Linked DNA regions of Homo sapiens: regions 2 and 3 are each linked to region 1. The links are chromatin loops, found by intact Hi-C in ENCODE. Cell type or tissue: Caco-2. All regions are shown on one strand.

The links. Hi-C counts contacts between places; a loop is a spot of excess contacts. Peaks named below come from ENCODE experiments on the same cell type or tissue, not always from the same donor. Only the 100,000 strongest peaks of a DNase experiment are listed, where the experiment ranks them.
Region 2: a loop joins it to region 1, with 3 times the contacts of the local background. A loop is called at or near these places in 8 of 110 quality-filtered maps.
Region 3: it touches region 1 in a loop (2.3-fold over the local background); 2 of 110 quality-filtered maps call a loop at or near these places.

What each region holds. Positions count from the first base shown.
Region 1 is chr9:123,542,855-123,545,354 of GRCh38, reverse strand. The region is part of intron 13 of DENND1A (DENN domain containing 1A); the gene reads left to right. Among named protein-coding and RNA genes, the nearest start is that of MIR7150, 58 kb to the right of the region's middle. In Caco-2, a CTCF peak has its summit at 1,160 (motif pointing left); no DNase peak of the experiment used is centred here.
Region 2 is chr9:124,010,342-124,012,841 of GRCh38, reverse strand. It overlaps LHX2 (LIM homeobox 2), which reads right to left and starts at 1,074. Exons shown (of 5, transcript NM_004789.4): 1 at 374-1,074. The coding sequence starts at 493. RefSeq lists an enhancer at 1-162 and a silencer at 1,101-1,150. In Caco-2, no CTCF peak of the experiment used is centred here; DNase peaks (open chromatin) are centred at 1,261 and 1,692; H3K4me3 peaks cover 1,350 bases.
Region 3 is chr9:123,677,665-123,680,164 of GRCh38, reverse strand. The region is part of intron 5 of DENND1A (DENN domain containing 1A); the gene reads left to right. Among named protein-coding and RNA genes, the nearest start is that of MIR7150, 190 kb to the right of the region's middle. RefSeq lists an enhancer at 565-644. In Caco-2, no CTCF peak of the experiment used is centred here; DNase peaks (open chromatin) are centred at 1,354 and 1,584.

The DNA.
Region 1 (2,500 bases):
GATTTCATCCCCACCCTCAGTTCTTGGATATATATCTTCACTGATTTTCTGTGGGGTGCGGTTGCATTCTCTGAAATATATGACTACATGACATTCAGGCTTAGGCTACCCTTCCACAAGAAAATTGAAGCCTTCTCCAGAAGACAGTGGAATGTCATGTTTACTCATGTATCCTTGGCACAGAACCTGATACATAGAAGGTGCTCAGTAGGATGTGAATGAATGAAGTTGTCATAGTTCTTTTTTTTTTTCTTTTTGAGACGGAGTCTTGCTCTGTCGCCCAGGCTGGAGTACAGTGGCGCGATCTCAGCTCACTGCAAGCTCCACCTCCCGGGTTCACGCCATTCTCCTGCCTCAGCCTCCCAAGTAGCTAGGACTACAGGCGCCCGCCACCACGACCGGCTAATTTTTTGTGTTTTTAGTAGAGACGGGGTTTCACCGTGTTAGCCAGGATGGTCTTGATCTCCTGACCTGGTGATCCGCCCACCTTGGCTTCCCAAAGTGCTGGGATTACAGGCGTGAGCCACCACGCCTGGCACATAGTTCTTATTTATAATGTCCTTAGTTGTTTGGAAGCTATAAAACAGCTTCGTTAAATAAATCATTAAGACCTGAAGTCTTAAGGAAAAGAAAAGAACAGCATTTGTTATATGCTAGGCTCTTTATATATATTCCCCTTTTTACAGCCCCCCTGTGGAGAGCATGCACAGCCCCATTTTACTGATGAGAAACTGAGGCTAGGAAAGATTGTCACTTTTTAAGAAGTGGCAGAGACAGGATTGGCCCCTCCATCTGCCTGGTTCTGGTGACCATGCTCTTTTCTCTGACTGCACTCCACAATGGTGATTACCATGTGGTTCATATTACATGTGATTTGAGGGCATTTCAGAAGAAAACTGAGTTGGTTCCCTCTTAGGAGTCAATTTCTCTAATCTATACAAGTGTTTCTTGACAAATACAGGTTAAACTAACAACCTTTATAAACTATTTTGCAAGGGGTAATGTCAAAATTTTATATATCTTTTTTAAAACATTCCTTTAATAGATAATTTTAATTGGCTAATATTTTGTTGTTTAAATATTTGATATTTGTAGTGATAATTGGATGAAAACTTAAAACGCTGGGAAGTGTAGCCCTTCCTCCTCTTTTCCTGGGCTGACACCTAGTGGCTAGCTTTCTCACAGCAGTGTTAATCCATATTTCTTGTTGGTTGTTTTTCAGTTGATGTTAGGATTTTACAAAAGCAAATTATTGACAATCATGATAAAAGCCACATTCATATAAGGTTTATTTATTAGGGATTGTATTAACAATGGAATTTTGATTTATAGTGAATTTGAAGTCTATTATAGTCAAGCCTTGTTAGCACAACATGGAACAAGCATTTGAAATCTTACAATAGTGGTCCCCACCGCAGACCTGACCAGGGCACTGACTTGCACACACACTGACAAATAAGACCTGGTCACTGTTAAAGACAGTGAGAGGCAGAGAAGGAAAGGAAGCAGAGAGTTGCAGTAAGGGGTGGGAACTGCTATAGTAGAATGTGCAAGCTGGGAGACATTTCAGCACAGGGCTAATCACTGCAGATTGGGTGCTGCGGGGAAGCTTCCCAGGGACGGATGTGTCTGGAATAAGGCCTTACCGGAGGAATAGGAGCTCCCCAGGAGCAGGGGGCAGGAAGTAGCACATGCAGAGGCAAGCGGCCTTGACAGCATGTGGCACGGTCGGGTACTGTGAGTGCCCCTGTGGCTGGAGCAGGGACAGAAGGAGCGTGGCTGAGGACGAAGCAGAGGAGTGGTCAGTTTCCAGGCCATAAGAGACTGTGTTGGCCTCTACAGGATTCAGCACTAATGTCATAAGCCAGCATTTCCAGAACCCTGTTCCTTGAACTATTAGACCCAAAGATATTGATATATTTTCTGATCCCATAGAATTTGGAATTGTTACACTTTACATCTACTGTAACTTTTTAAATACATTAACAATGTACACTACTGAAGCCCAGCTGTAGAGAAATCTGGATCACTTTGTTTAACCCAGCATTTTTCAGACCTTTTCCACAAAATACATATCAGCATTCCATGCATCTAGTACTCCTCACAGCAGTTTACGAAGCACTGCTAGAGCTAATGGCTGATGGTTAATTTTTCTTGCTCTGAGACCATGGAATTAGGATACCAGCTGGGTTCATTTTTACCCGTTCCATGACTGGGAATCTCAAAAACAGGAAAGCACATTGTTTTTCCAAAGCATTTCTTGTCTGGCCAGACAGAGGTTTGGGGCCAACAGGTGGTCCTGAGACGCAGAGCTGAGCCGCCATTCGGCTTTCCCAGCTCAGGACGGCAGGCTGCTCTACTTGGTCCTCTAGGTCCAGCAGCTTAATCAGTGTGTCAGTCAGGATCTAAGGACAACAGAGACTACTTTCATTGTTTACAACAGAGGGGAAATAATGCAAGGAAGTGGTTACACAAGTGATGGAGGAGCTGAAATTCAAAA
Region 2 (2,500 bases), 470 kb before region 1:
GGCGCCGCTCGCGGCGCCGCCAGCAACCGGAGCCGAGAGGTGGAGGAGAGCGCGGGGCTGTCGACCCCGGCACCGGGCAAGGTGAGAAGGGAGCCGCCCCGGGCCGCGGATGGGACTTCGCTTCCAGTTCGGAAGAAACGCTCTCCTCTACCCCCAGGGCCGAGATTTCGGTTTCAACCTTGTTTCCCTTCTGCGTCCCAGCAGCCGGGTTTCCCCCGAACCGGGAGCCACCGGCCTTGCATTCTGACCGAGGATCCCCAGCACCCAGTCCCGTGCGGCACGAAGGACGCTCCCCAAACTTCGGGGAGCAGAGGCGCTGACTGGCCCGGCCCCATCCCAGCTCTCAGCCCCGACCCCACAGCCGCGCGCCTACCGTCTCGGTGTCGCCGCGGTCGATGGCGGAGCTGATGGCGGGAGCCTCGCTCTTGGCCCTGCGGTCCATCTCGTCGATGACCCCGTGCACCTCGGGGCCCGACAGACTGTGGAACAGCATCGCGGCGGGACCGGCGGGGCCGGGGGCGCGGCTCCTCCGAGGGAGGGCTTGCCCCCCGCCTCAGCTGCCTGGCGCTCCTGGCGCTAACGGGCCCGGTGCATCGCCACCGCGGCCCCGGCCCCGCCCGAGCTCGGCTGAGCCCCCAGGCCGGGCTCCGGGCCCCGGGCGCTCGCGGGGCAGGACGCCTCCCGCCGAGGCGCAGGGGCAGCTACATTGCGGGGCGCCTGGGCGACGGCGCCAAAGCCAGGGTCACAAGGGCACGGGACAAGCGGGGCGGGGGGAGCAGGAGACTAGGACAGAGGTCGGCGCCCGCCGCGGGCGCTTTCACGCCGCGGGCATCGCCCGCCCGGCTTCAGCGCCCGGGGCGCAAAGCAAGGGCGCAAACTCTGCCCGAGGCGGCGACGGCTGCGGTCGGGGTTCACCCTGAAGCCGCTAGGTGTCCGCGGCGGCCCAGCTGCCTGGACCCCTCCCCTCCCTGGGGTGCGCCCCCAGCCCAAGGCGACCCTCTTGGGCGCTGAGTCGGCGACTGGAGTAGGGGTTTCTCCGAAGCCTGCGAGCCGAGTCGAGCCACCGGGAGAATTGAAGAGGAGGAGGAAGAGGAGGAGGAGGAGGCGGAGGAGGAGGTGGAGGAGGAGAAAAAAGAGGAGGAGCAGAGTGGGAGGAGGAGCCGCCGGCCGCGGGCCCAGCCGCGCGCAATGCTCTCCAAGCGCGCGCCTAGCCCAGCCCCGGCTCTGCAGTCCGCGCCAGCGCAAGCCTCCGCGCCTTTTCTACAGCCGCGCCTGACATCACGTCCTGCCGCCGTGCCATTGGCCGCTCGGCGCCCCAGGCCCTGGCAGCGCGTGCTCCGGGAAGGCGGGAGACCCAAGAGGGAGGGGAGAGGCAAGAGGAGCAGAGGAGAGTCGAGATGGTGGGAGCTGGTGGGCGAGGCTGGAGGGCGGGGGTGGGGGGGAGGCAGGGAGGAGGGAGAGCGCGGGGTTTGGAGTTTTTAAGATACGAACAGCTTCCTGCGATATCTTCAGAAAGGAAAATTAAACCCTCTATCCTAAGAAGGCGCAGCAAGGGGATGCTCGTCTCACTGCGGTCTCCCCTCGGCCTGGAGCCGCGGCCTCAGGCACCCGCCTGGGAGGCCCGGGAAGGCAGGCCTGTGGCAGAGTTGCAAGAGCCTTCGGCCGGCCGTTTCCCATCGAGCTCCGCCTTCGGCCCGGGCTCTGCACAGCGGGCTGCAGGCGGCCGTGCAAGCCTCCTGGGTACCCGGCAGAGCCTGAGTGGCGAGACCGGCGAGAGCTGTGACTCCCGGGGAGGGGGGCCAGCCAGCATATCCACGCTCCAAGCCCGCTAGGGCCCAATCTGCAGCCCAGCGTGTAGCTTCTCGCTCTTCCCGGTCTCTCCCCAGCCTGGAAGAGTGGGGGCGAGCATGGCTTTAGGAACTCAGAAAGGCCAGGGTTCGAATCCTAGCTCTGCCATTTACATGCACTGTAACCTTAGGCAGTGACTTATCCTCCCTTAGCCTGTTTCTGACCTTTATAATGGGCGACAAGAAGCTCTCCTCCGCATGGACGTGTTGATTGAAAGAGACTGTGGATGTAAAATGCCTGGAACATAGTAGGCACTTAGCAAATTATTTCATTACTCTCTCTTGCTCCTTTTCCATTAAAAACTTTCTCACTCCAAGACACATTCGATATCAGTGAGGTTCTTAAAAACCACAGGCCTATTCTCTGCCCACTGGGCACACCATGTCTCAGACCCCGCTGATGGCGCGAGTCCTCCTTACCCGCCTGGCTGCACCACCTCCCCAGGGGCCAACAAAGTAGCGTGCTGGGTAAATCCCAACTGCTACCCCCAGCCTCCAGGTTTCAGGCTCACCCTAGAGTCTCCTGGGGACTGGAGGGAAATACCCAGGTGTCTGGTGGGGGAGGGATTTAGGAAATAAAATGATTGTAGACAAAAACTGAATAAGCACTTCGGTTACAGAGTCCCATCTGGGTCTGCTTCGGAGGCAGGTTT
Region 3 (2,500 bases), 130 kb before region 1:
CTTCTGATTGGGTCATGATGATGCTCCATGATCATCTTCTACATCAGTCCGAAAGCCTAAACTAAATAAAGCACTTGGGAAGGACTTCCAGCTCCTTCCACCCAAACTGTTACTCTGTTGTGGGTGTGTCTCTTTCTGATGAGGACCATAGCTTTCTTGAGTGCAGGAGGACCCTTTGTGCCACAGCCTTGGACAGAGCCCACCATAGTCCCAACTGTGGTACTCCGCAGTGGGGACTCAAGCCGTCACACAAAGGCAGCAGGCAGAGGCGGACCACGGATGGTCGCACCCCGTTAGATGTCCAAGGTGGTGCAGTGTACTAGAGTGTTTGTTTCTGTCTTTGGACTGGGAAGGATTGTTTATTCAATGATGACAGACACACGCAGACTGGAGTGCAGGGTCCCTGCAGCCTCACCTGCAGCCTAGCAGGCCGCGCAAGCTGTTGTGGCGGCTCTAATGAAGCAGGACAGGAAACGCCGCTGGATAGAGCTCCGCTGTGAACCCTGGCCTCCCAACAGGGGAAAACAGGGGCCCTTTGAAGAAGAAGACAGCTGGGTTTCGGTTTCAAAACCTTAACACTGCCATCACTAGATATTCATCTGTGAGTGTACAGGGGACAACATGTGGGGAACAGTTGTGTCCGGTCAGGCCAAAGGGAGAAAGAAATGGCTGATTTCCAGGGTAACTGCAAAACTTCTTGTGGCCAGTGGTTCTGCTTAGCATAGCCAAAAAGAATTGACTTGGTGAGGCTGAGGCTGAGGCTGAGGCTGAGTGTGAGAACCAGGGTGCCATCTATAGTAGGCTAGGAGCTCCTTCCCACGTCACCTCCTTCATCCTCACAGCAGGTGACAACTTGGAGGCTGGAGCTTCTGTGCCCAAGCCACATTGGTCAGTTGAACCTACTCATCCAAAACTACTTCGATGGATTCTGTAGTCCTAAACTGTCAGAGCACCCAGCCTGCCCCATATCACTTCACCAAATATTTCTAAAATGATTCAGTTTTTCTCTTGTTTACTTGAAGTCACAGTTTTCTTGCAAGATTCTACTTCCCCTTCTTGCCTTTTCCCCCCTGCCTCCTGACTTTCAGTGGCTGGATTTAACTAGTGGTATTTTGCTTTCAGGAAAAAAAAAATTTGTAATCCTTGGTCAAATTTGTTTACTGAGTCGTCTAATCTGTGCAAGAGTTTTCTTCTGAGGGGATTTCTCGTTCATACTATAATGGCTTTTAACTCGGCCGAGGTTTATTTAACAGAATAGGAAAGGAGAAACTTATCTGCTCCCTAATCCCTCTTGAATGTTTACATTACTCTGCCAAAGTAAATGCTGTGCAAAGTGGCAGCAGTCATTTGCTATGTAATAGTCAATATGCAGCTGCCAGGGCTGATTGAAACATATTAACATAAGTGATAATACTGTCATAGAAGTGAAAAGTTAAGTTGCTTATCAGTATATTTTGATAAGCTACTTAAATTTTACAGTAGCATGTGCTGGCTTTAGACAGACGTTAATGACAGAGGACTGTGCACTTTATCTGTTCTCTTTGTTGCCTCTCACTTCATTTATTACCCTCAGTGGCGCAGCCGGTAATCTGTACAGGGTGCTGATTCCCCTCTCCCTGGCAGGATATCACATCTGTGCGCTACCTCGTGTCCATATCTGTCGGTATTGGACTCTGTTAGCACAGCAGGGCAGACATGACCAGGCCGGCAAGCGCTTGGTACAACCTTCTTCTCGCTTGCTGTTAGATGTAGCTTTGGAAAATTTCCTTCTAGAGAACAAAGCCGTTGAAAGTAAGTGGCAAAACTGCTTGGGGGTGTGGATACTTTTCAACAATTCCATAGGATGCGTGCACCCTTGCCGTCAGTCTTTGTCTGGCTTTATTTGCTCAGTAAACGCTGAGCACTGACGGTGTGCCAGGTGCCATTCTTGGCACCGGAAAGACAAAGTGAAGAAAGATAGGCCCCTTCCTCTCTGTTTGCATGTGGTCTGTTGAGAAAACAGACATGCCATTGAGGACTGCATCATGTGGGGAATGTTCTGAGAGCAGCATTCTCATGACCAGGGCAGCACAGAAAAGAGAGAATTAGGGCACATGAAGTGGGGATGGGGAGGGGGTGAGGGACAGTTAGGAGGATGAGTAGAAATCAGCTAGACTAGACCCACAGAGGTCTGGGAGAAAAGGGCCCAGTGTATGTAAGCCCAGGCAGGCTCAAAGATACCAGGACGTTCCGGAGTGAGAGGAGTGAGGGGAGCATATCTATGAGGAAGTAGACAGAGGACAACCAGAAAAGTGGGCAAGGGCCTGGCAGTGAAGAGCCCCAGAAGTCCATCCTAACAAATGTGGACTGGATCCTGGAGTGACGGACATCATTGCAGCAATTAAGTACAATGTGCGATGGAGATTTGCATTTTAGAAAAACCATTCTAAGAGCCGTGGCCAGGTGGCTCACGCCTATAATCCCAGCAGTTTGGGAGGCCGAGGCAGGCAGATAACCTGAG